Regions from separate parts of the Homo sapiens genome. Here region 1 is linked to region 2. A link is an interaction called in ENCODE POLR2A ChIA-PET data of the cell type or tissue named here. Cell type or tissue: PC-9. All regions are shown on one strand. Each heading gives the region's core, and the rest is flanking DNA. Links, peaks and the distances in the headings are about the cores only. Region 1 overlaps LINC00400 (long intergenic non-protein coding RNA 400). Region 2 overlaps ENOX1 (ecto-NOX disulfide-thiol exchanger 1).

What was found. Peaks named below come from ENCODE experiments on the same cell type or tissue, not always from the same donor. Only the 100,000 strongest peaks of a DNase experiment are listed, where the experiment ranks them.
Region 1: POLR2A ChIA-PET joins it to region 2 with 6 read pairs; 1 of 35 experiments calls an interaction of 5 or more read pairs at or near these places.

The regions. Positions count from the first base shown.
Region 1 is chr13:43,148,451-43,153,833 of GRCh38, forward strand. The region is part of intron 1 of LINC00400 (long intergenic non-protein coding RNA 400); the gene reads left to right. Among named protein-coding and RNA genes, the nearest start is that of LINC00400, 38 kb to the left of the region's middle. RefSeq lists an enhancer at 5,262-5,383. In PC-9, for the core only: no CTCF peak of the experiment used is centred there; no DNase peak of the experiment used is centred there; H3K4me3 peaks cover 289 bases; H3K27ac peaks cover 688 bases.
Region 2 is chr13:43,570,505-43,575,887 of GRCh38, forward strand. All of the region lies in intron 2 of ENOX1 (ecto-NOX disulfide-thiol exchanger 1), which reads right to left. Among named protein-coding and RNA genes, the nearest start is that of ENOX1-AS2, 120 kb to the left of the region's middle. In PC-9, for the core only: no CTCF peak of the experiment used is centred there; no DNase peak of the experiment used is centred there; H3K27ac peaks cover 475 bases.

The DNA of each region.
Region 1 (5,383 bases), core at 127-5,126, 420 kb before region 2:
TACATCACTTATTAATGTTTTTTCAAATGACATGACACTCAGAAAAATTTAACAAAATCTTATGTTTTTGAATCGGCTTATGAATCGGCTAAATAAAACCTTAAGACACTGACAAACCCAGTTCCAACCTTTGCTTTGCCATTTAATGGCTGCATGATCCTGGGAAAGATATTTGAGTACTCCAAGATTCACAGTCCCCACTCTATAGAGTTCTTGAGAAGAGTGAAATGAGTTAAGCATCTAAAATGTGCCTCCCAATTACTAGCCAATATTAGCTCCCTCTTCCTCCTTCCTTTGCCACAAACATACCAGGAAAAATAAAATTCTGTTTTAGATCTGATAAATAATTCCTGAAACCCAGCATAGCAAACATAAACACACTGTCCTAAAATACATGGGCAGCATAGTGTGTAGCCATCATGAGCCCCGCCTGCTTGCTTTCCCACTGCATTATGCCCTGAGAAATTGCCCCATGTGTTTTCTGGTGTTTGATTCTGTGCCAGAGCCATTAGGGTAGAAGAATGAGAAGGAGTTGAGTTCAGTCCTTTCAGAGAGGACACTCTCCTTTGGGCATCTGCTGGTTATGAGGGAGCTTCTTGCCACAATTCAGGCTGCATGCTGCTGGCAGAGGGAACGAAGGGAATGCACTGTCAGAAGGACAGAGAGACAGAGAAGCAGACAGAAGCATGGCGATGGCCAAGTGTTCTTTAGGGAGAAACAGGCTACATACGGGATAAGATTTTTGGAACATGAAAGAAGGGTTACTTTACCAATCTGAGGCTGCTCAGGCAGTGGTGCCAGAAGTCACAGAACATATAAAGCAGAGTTTTTCCTCATGCAGTCATCCCTCAAGATCCATGGGGTGTTGCTTCCAGGACCCCCTTAGATACCAAAATCCATGGATGCTCAAGTCCCTGATATAAAATGGCACAGTATTTGCATATAACCTACACACATGCTCCTGCTTAATTTAAGTCACCTATAGATCACTAACACCTAACACAGTGTAAGTGCGATGCAAATTGTTGTTGCATTGTTTAAAAGTTTTATGATTTTTTCTTATTGATATTTTTAATTGTTTTTTCAAATATTTTTGATCCGTGCTTGATTGAATCCAGATTGCGGAACCTATAGATAGAGAGGGATGACTTGTTTTTTTCCTTCTGTTCTCCCTTTATTCCAGCTCATTATTTATTTCATAGAATCTCAGGTTTGGAGAAGTCCTTAGAGATATTTTGGCTCAACCTCCTTCTCCATGCAGAAATCTCCTTTACAACATTCACGACAGATGGCCATTGTGGTGTTGCTTTGTTATAATTTGTTTTATTTAGTAATTGGTTTTTATAGAACACCATTAAGTTAAACAGTTTATTTTTCAAGGCTCCATGGAAATGGCTCTCTTTACCATCTGTGTGTGCCTCTCATATGAGATTAGACCCTGGGACTTTCTGCCCCTTGATGGCCTGAACTATTAGTAAGGGCAGAAAAGGGAAAAGGACTTGCCTCACTTCTCAATCAAGACTCCTGGGTAAGATTCAGTGCCAGGGAACGGGGAGGGAAGGGTAGCAATGATTTAAAAGATATTTACTAGCTTGAGAAAGGTCATTCTGACCTTCGGTGTTGTTTCTTTAAAAATAATACTATTTGAGATTTTCTGATTATGCAAGTAACCCAGGTGCACAAACTTTTAAAAATTATTCTAAAAGCACACAAAATTACTAAATATTTGGGAGTTCTGCGATGATACTGCTTCTTCAGTTTTATATTCTGCCCTTTTTACATTATAGTGTGTCATTACATGTTCTTCCATAATATAAGTCCTAGTTATGTATCATATTCTGTTTCATAGCTGTGGCATTATTTACTTAACCAGCCCCTTCTGGTTTCCTCTCACCTCTTGCTTCCTCATGCTGGTCAGAAAAGCTGCCTCTGGCATAAGCACTTCTTAATCTGCCTTGACTTTCATCCAGACACATAAACGCTTGTCCCAATGCATTTGGATGGAATGATACGATTCCAGAGTGTTTCCTGGGAGTAATCATGGTGTTGCTGCGGAGTCCATCTTTGGGCTTTGTGTAGTTGATGTGTTAATTACACTCTGTCAAGCCACAAACTTCTATTCCCCAAGCCTCTCCAGGCATGCACAATCATCTGTGTGTCACACTGCAAGTGAGGATAAGTCTAAATGGACCCTTTAAATCAGCTTGGCTGCCAACTTTGGCTCTATTGACTTGTCAGGGCCCAGGCAATGGCACAGCCAGCAGTCTTGGCCCATATTGACCAGAATGGGCTGCAGCAGAACTACCAGCCTCGCATCCTGTGACAAACGACCCAGGACAATGGGTGGTACCTGGGCTCCCGCTCTAGGAGCAGGCAGTCCTGCTAACATACCACCGCTTCCACCCCTGTCTGGCTCTCTGCTGGCCCTGATCCAAATGGGGCATTGTGCTTTGTTATTGTTGCCATAAGAAGTGGCAGCAGGGCCTGGAAATGCAAGGTAAACATTTGCAATGGGATTCCAGGGGCATCTCCATGGCCTGATGCTTTGAGGAGGACAGAAATAGGAATACTAATGTCCCAGAATCTGAATCTGTCTAGAACTGACTGCTTATTGATGTGGGTTATTTTGCTCTGTAAAGGGACACACACACATACACACCTCAACCTTTTAGAAGAAATCCTGGGTTAATAATACTCCACCTGCTGGTTCCATCTCTGAGTTCCCCATTCTTGGTCCCATTTGGTCCTGACTGAACTGCTGACCATGAGGCTGACCTCGGCCCTTGGTCCTTGGTCCTTGACAGTCTTGAGTCTGATGACCTCCACCTCCTCTTCACATGGCTCCACATTGCTGGATATTGTCATCTTGCTTCCTCTCACATCCTTTGCTAGATATGACTGCTGGTTTCAAGAGGGGCCCTTGGGTGTCAGGCTAGGAGTTGTTGCATAAAAGAATCCCCTTTGGGTCTTCTTTGTGATGTGCTTTGTCACTGGGACTTAAGCAGTGCTGCTTGTGCTCTGAGTCTCATGACAGCAATGCCCAGGCTTTAGCATGTGGCTCTGGAGGGAGCAGGCATGGGCCTTCAGGAACCAGAGCAGGAAAGGAAGACAAATGATGATGCTGTGGTGGCCTGTGGTAGCAATTGATTCTGGCTTTCCGCTCTCTCCTCCCTAGTTACAGACCTTGTCTTCTAGCTGAAAAGACAGGCTCCTGATCCAGGCCTAGCCAATCACAGTGCCCCTTTCCCTGGACACAGCAACAGCCCAGGCGTGGGTGTGAGTCCCACACAGAGTTCATCAGAGTCTGTCCCTGGGATTGATTCATAGATGTTGGGAGAGAAAGGTGCTTCCTTTCCACTGGGTTTGCTAAGCAAGGGCTGCCATGTGGTGTGCCATGGGTTACAGAGAAAACAAAGCTGGTACATAAAAGAGAGCAGAGACAGACAAAAATGAGAGACGGGAAAAGAGAAGCAGCACAGCAGAGGTGCTGAGCACTAGCATGGCCCTCGAGGCTGCTGTGCCCTCCACTGCTACTTCAATTACATGAAAAGCTGCAGCATCTTTCTCAACAATGGGAGCCCATTATTCTCTCGTCTTTCATAAGCGAGTTTGTGATGGGCTCTGACACACATGGCCGAAAGGGCCCTGCCTAATGCACTTTCTGATGCCAGCAGGTGCCAGTTTGATTTGTGAATACAGATGAGACATCCCTCCAGGAACTTTAGGAAATAGCATAAGGACACTTTGAGGAAGACCCATTTCCTGCAGGCAAGCAGGATGAAGTCTTCTGCCATAATAATTTGGATTATAAAAGGGAAGTATGACCTTGTTTGGATATCATAAGCTGGTGAGCCAGAAATATGTAGGCTATTCTCTCAAAAATTCATACACATCTCTTACCAGATTGGCTTCTGGCTGGACCTCCTGCCCCCGGCCCAGGCCCCAGGCCATCAGACCTGCTTAGAAACTTGTCTGAAACTGAGCCATGGAGGTCGCCTGAGCTGGATGCACCATCTACCTCACCCAACTCAACAGAGAGAAGTTCCTGCAAGAGAATTGTGAGGTTTTAGTGGACAGGTGAATGTAGAGCAGGAGAAATAATCAGGAGTAGCATCAAGATTGGAGACTGGGGAGGCAGGTGTTTGGTGAATCCATTAACCTAGAGAAAAGATTATTAAGGGAAGAGGAGGTATGTGGGAGAGACTAACTTAGAGTTAGATGTATTACACACACAGTAGGTGCAGAACGCCTGGCTCTACTGTGTCTGCTGTTTCAGGAGGTGCTTGGAAACATAGGTCTCCCTCTCAGAAAAGAGCTCCAGGCCAGCACATACACATGTGTATGTGTGTGTGTCCCCTTACAGAGCAGAATAACCCACATCAATAAGCAGTCAGTTCTAGACAGATTCAGATTCTGGGACATTAGTATTCCTGACTATTTCTATCCTCCTCAAAGCATCAGGCCATGGAGATGCCCCTGGAATCCCATCACAAGTGTATGTGAAGTAGAAGTAGACGTCACTGGAGTGTAGGTGAAATAGAAGCCATGAGGGTTGAATAAAATTGCTTAAGAAGAGCATTATATTGGTTTCCCAGGGCTACTATAACACATTACCATAAAGCAGGGTAGCATGAAACAACAGAAATTTATTCTCACACAGTTTCGGAGGCCAGAAATTTGAAATCAAGGTGTCAGCAGGGCTGTGCTCCCCCTGAAGTCCCTAAAGAAGGACCCTTCCTTGACTCTTCCTAGCTTCTGGTAGTTGCTGTCCATCCTTGCCATTCCTTGGCTTCCATCTGCACCACTCCTATCGCTACCTCCATAGCCACATGGCCTTCTTCCCTCTGTGCCTTCCTATCTCTGTGTGCCCTCTCCTCTTCTTACAAGCACATTGGTCACATTAGATCTAGGGCCCACTCTAATCCCATAGGACCTCATCTTAACTATTTATATCTGCAAGATCCTAGGTCCAACTGAGGTCACATTCTGAGGTTCTCAGTTGGATCTGAATTTGGGGTTGGGGAGTGCTATTTAACCCACTATAATGGTGAAGAGAGAAAAAGAGAAAGCTAAAGGCAGAATCATGAGACGCACGAACATTCTGGTCGTTAGTAGGGAAGTGTTAGCAAAGGAAAGAGAAAGAGAGAGAGAGAGACCACATTCCTAGCTGCTGAGAGGCCGGGTGGGGATGCAAGCAGGTAACTGTGTGTGACCATCAGAAAACACTGGTAACGGCAGTTGGGTGACTAACTAATATATTTCACCCAGGACTAGAGTGGCAGTCCAGGATGCAGAACTTTCGGTGCTAAAACCCAACAGTACCAAGCACACTGGAATGGTTGGACACTCTACCTGGGAACCAGCAGTTCTATTAGAACTGAAT
Region 2 (5,383 bases), core at 236-5,235:
AATTTCAAATAAGAAGGGGTATCGATCATGTTAGCATCTCATAATGGTTAAGTGGGATGAAAGCTAAACAGATGAGATGAATTTTCTAATATGAAGAAAGGGGTGTGCAGGGCAAAGCACGACATCGAGAGCAATTTCAGTGGAGGCAAAAGCCCGGGATAGAACAAACTGCAGTCAGTCAGAGTGAATGAGTGCCTTTCATCCAGACTCATTACAGAAACTGTGGCTTAAGCAAGAAGCCCTCAGTGGCCATCTGGGTGAGAAGTGGAGGGGAAGAGGGATGGAAAGGTGTGGTGAGAAGGAATCAGCTAATGGGCAAAGCAGGAAGGATTCTACTGTTTGCACGACAACATTTTACATATTGTATATTTTAGGCAAGATGTCCCTAGGCAAATGGTTCCATAATCCCTTTTGTTGATAAATGCCTATTCCCTCATTTCTCATGTTTCTATAAAGGGGAAAGAACATCAACTCCACCAGAAGATACAGTCTCTGGCTTCTCATTCACTTCTTCTTGGGAAGGAATAATTTATCTGATTTTTGAGTTTGGGAGAAGAAATTGAACATGACTAGCTCATTATCTTCCTCCCTTAAATTCATAAAAGGCACAGAATCTCCTATTCTGTTATGCTTTAAGCAGCCTGCCACAGCAGAGGAGGATGACGGCTGTCTACCAATGCCTGTAACTGGGGGCTCAGTTTACATAGAAGGGAGTTGTATTAAGTCCAAGTGGTCACAGATGTAAGTCACATTCTCCAATTCGGTCATGCTGGTAATAAAGCTTATGGTATACACTCCATCTGTCTCACTCTCATGTTTGCTTCTCAACTAGATGTGAACTCAAGGTGGGAATCGGGTGCTTAATTATTATTGCCTTAAAACCTTAAAAGTAGGCCGGGCGCGGTGGCTTACGCCTGTAATCCCAGCACTTTGGGAGGCCGAGGTGGGTGGATCACCTGAGGTCAGGAGTTTGAGACCAGCCTGCCAACATGGAGAAACCCCACCTCTACTAAAAAAGAAAAAAAAAAATACAAAATTAGCCGGGCGTGGTAGTGCATGCCTGTAATCCCAGCTACTTGGGAGGCTGAGGCAGGAGAATCGCTTGAACCCTGGAGGCAGAGGTTGAAGTGAGCTGAGATTGTGCCAGTGCACTCCAGCCTGGGCAACAAGAATGAAACTCTGTCTCAAAAAACAAACAAACAAACAAACAAAAATCAAACCTTAAAATTACACTTCAAGGAGGTTGTTTAAAAATAGAGAAATATAAGACCTCCAATTCCTCATCTGTGAGGTGAAGGGGCTGAAGTGGATAATCTTTAAGTCCTTCCCAGCAATCTCTACACGTCTGTTTGCTATTGTGTGTGTGTATATATCAGACAAGCGGTGGGGCGGTGGGGGTGGTGCATGCGCAAGGAGTCAGACAATCTTAGGTAAAAGGAAGGGAGGATTCAAAGCAGGAGCAGGCAGTCACCGGGGTAGTGAGCAGAAAGGTCTCCTAGGCTGAAGAAAAATTAAGAGATTAGAGGGCAACTTACTTATGAAGAGCATTTTCTGAGACAAAAATGAAGGTTGCTATATATAAACAAAAATATATATATACACATACATATACATTATAATACATAGAGATAAACAAAAAGCAAAATACTGAATCAGGCTGGAAAAAAATTCTCCCCAATTCACCAGCCCTTCCATGCTCACATAAACCCCTTCCCTCATTAGATTATAAGATTTTGTACCTTTGCACCTAAATTTTCCAAGAGAAAAAATGAATAGGCCACAAAATGCCTAAAAGCAAATGCTAGGAATTGTTTGGCTCAAATAACAAAACAGAGACCCTTAACTAAGCTGAGGACAGTGGAATATTATTTTGCCTTCTTGCCTGTTGGAAGCACTAAGAAGACATTTCCAATTCCAACGTTCCATAGACCAAAAGGCTTAGGTGAAGAGGGTTTCCAGGCTCACAGCTCAATGAAAACAATGATGATCCAGGGGAGTCATGGCACTCATGTCTTCAACACTAATGGATTTCAGCTGATTCATCAGTGAACATTTCTCAGACCAAAGTGGAAAAAGCAATTTTTGTCTTCTGTTAAACAGAAATCTCAGTCAGTCTTGCACTGAATTCTTTCACAGAAAATCTCTGCTCTTCTGCCTTTTCAGACACACAAGGTCTCCAGCGGGTGCTCTCCAGAGATGGAAGGAAGGTGTGTTCTGTGCAGTGCATCAGTTGCTATGTGTTCCATTGTGGCAATTGTGATTCACAAGGGCATAGCTGAGCCACCACAGCTTTCAGCTGTAATCCTCCTGGCATCTATCCCTGCTGTTAGAGGGATAATTATCTGGTTATCCCTGAGGCCAGTTCTTGCCATTTTCACATAAAAATCACCTCTTGCATAAGACATGGAATTTAAAATCATCTCCTCATACATATCATTGAGTCACTTCATTACCTCTGGGACATATATAAATTATGCATTCTTCGATTCTCTTTAAATTTTTAGAGGCTCATAGGGACAGTGAAGGATCTCATTGGTACTGAAAATATAAGGCATTCCAGAAAGAAACAATAACTTGTGTGACATTAACTGCTACTAGTGTTCCAAAGGCTCCCTGCTTGGTCAAGGAAATCACATAAAGCATGGAGAACTAATAGCAGGCTTGCATGCTAATGACTGCCGGTCTGCTAGTGACTGAATGTCACTGCCTCACATCCTCATGCTATTCATTTTTCTTATCTCAGTGACTTCTCCCTTCACAGGACTGATTTACTTCTTTAAATTGGCACCATTCTGAGTGTCTGCAACCAAGAAGGCACTGAAAAATTAGAACCCACATGCCCTTATTCCCATTTATTTCTCCAATCCCATGCCTCAATATTAAGAGAGTTATTTGTCTGTACCATGGAAATAGTGTTTTATGAATTCTCTGGAGCTTGTTTGATTTTACCTTTAGATGCGTCCAAGACTCACTACCATACGTGCATTCTTTAAATTCTTTAAAGAGAGGGCGTGACATTAGCATGAATAAAATGCAGTGGCTGTCACGGCAAGAATGAAGAAATGTGTGTGTTCTCATGCCCTGCCATTAAGATGAATTCACAGATGTAAGCTGGCAACACAACACAGCACAACACAACACTGGCAACACAGACATCCATGGAGGGCTACACATTTCATTCCATAGTTCCCATTCAATATAAATATGGCTAACATTCCTTAAAGATTCAAACCCATAGTATATTGTTCACCTCCAAACTGGAAAAAAACCTAGTCCTGTCACAGAAGTGAATTCAGTTGCTTGATCTTTACAGCTGCTGATAAAAGTTTGAGGAGTTCACAGACTTATGGGAAAAGTGAGATAAACTTCAGTATCCAGCATTAAAGGCTTTCCAAGGCAAAATACATTGTGCAATATTAATTTTTCAAGTTAAAAATTGGAGGTATTTGAAAACCATTGCTTCCCCAAACAGGAAGGAAAACCACTGTTTGGGTGGTAAAATGTGCTAATTCTGTACAAAATGCCTTTAAGCCCTTGACCTAATGAGGTTAGTGACAGGGATATGGATGACTAGAACAGAAAATGAAACTCAGAAAGAATTTTGTTCATGAACTGCCATATTTCTCCTGTCATTTAGCCAATTTTCCCTCTCAAAATTACAACATGGACTGCAAATCTTCAAGGCTAATGCTGCATATGACAGACTAAGTGCTATTTAAAATGTAATAATATATCTGTCAATCTGATAGGAAAAAACAAGAGGCCACGCGAAGGACTTTTCAGGTAGACATGGGTCCTAAAAGGTTATAAAGACGGTAATCAGGAAAGCAAGCCACCACACAGCTTTTCCCGTCCAATTAGTAAAAGTGCAGTATTGTCAGCGAGTTCTACAAATGAAAGAATCCTTTCAGCCTGAGCACTCAATGGCGTATACCCACTCTATTAAGTGACCTTCATTGTACAATACATTAATTTCTACTAAAATTAATGTTTTGGGTTAAAATCAATGCTTAGAGGACATTAATGGAAATGATTTAATATGTGTGTCATGCATACTGTTTCAAAAGTTTTTAATCTTTGTAATTTGCTACAAACCAAAATTATATGAGAGGTGGAAGAACACTCAGAATTCTAAAACTCCCACTGCTGACTAAAACATACCACTTTTGTTTTCCACTTTCATCTCAGTCAGGGCATCTGTGCTATTTTAATCTGCCATGCCTGAATTATCAGGAAAGAGAAACCACTGGTTTCCTACAAACATACTTTATCTTAGTAGGACACTTTCCCTCTAGACTCTCTGTGTGGATATTTTCAAGGATTCACAGCGAGACACTGGGTGTGTACGATTGAGGTTATTTAAGATTTTCCCACAATGACTGGCATCCATGTGGAGAGACACCAAATGTCATGCCTCTTCTTAACCAGTTCTGAGGCGGGGAAGGTAGGGAAGGAAAAGCAGTGCGCCTGGGGAGATGGCATGACAAAAGAGAGAGCCACATTCTGCTTAGGAGCTTATTGCTTTAAAAGTTCACCTAAGATTGAATTTAAAATTTGCTTTAAGCACCTATAATGAAAGAACATTTTAGATCTTGGGAGAAAAGGTACAAGTGTCCAGCATGGAGTGAATCGCTTGGCCCTTTAATATTTAACTTCACTGAAAAAGAAACCTCGTGAAGTCCTCTTAAAAGAACGCAGGGGACTGCACAGGACTTTCTCAATTGATGGCATAATGAGAACCATTAGGAAGCTTGACTCCATTTTACATCTTAAATCTCCAAGTCCTCCTTGCAAAAGGAAGCAAACAGTACCTGCTTCCCAAGTGAGACTTGAGTGGAAAGTCGGCCAAAATGAGACAGTTTTCAGAAAACAAATTTCAGTTAAGTCTCAGGAAGCTACACTACTACTACTTTCTCTATTCTCCATGCCCTGCTCCTGACAGATGGGAAATACATCAACTACACTCTGGGCAGAGGTAAGTGACACAGAAGATTTCCATAGGTAGTGTTCAGGTCACACCTTCCTGAACAACTTGTTTTATTAAACTGTTCCTAAGAAGAACCTCTGCCTTCCTGTTGACCTTAAAATCTTCTCAAGAGGATTATAACACAAGATGCTTTTATATTGTGGTTATTAACAGCTACCATTTATCCCAGAGGCTCAAAACAATAGGATGAGGATTGTTACCAGAAGAATAAGACATAGATTCCTCGGTAATTTAGCAAATTTCCAGCTGTAGTACTCCTTGCCCAGTAAAATGCTTGGCTAGCCCTTTGGTATTTTACTCCAGGTTCCTCTTCTGTAAAGTCAACCAACACAAGTGGCCTGACAGTCATGATGGTGACAAGGGATGATGTTCACTTTGATTGTATTTTGGAGGTAA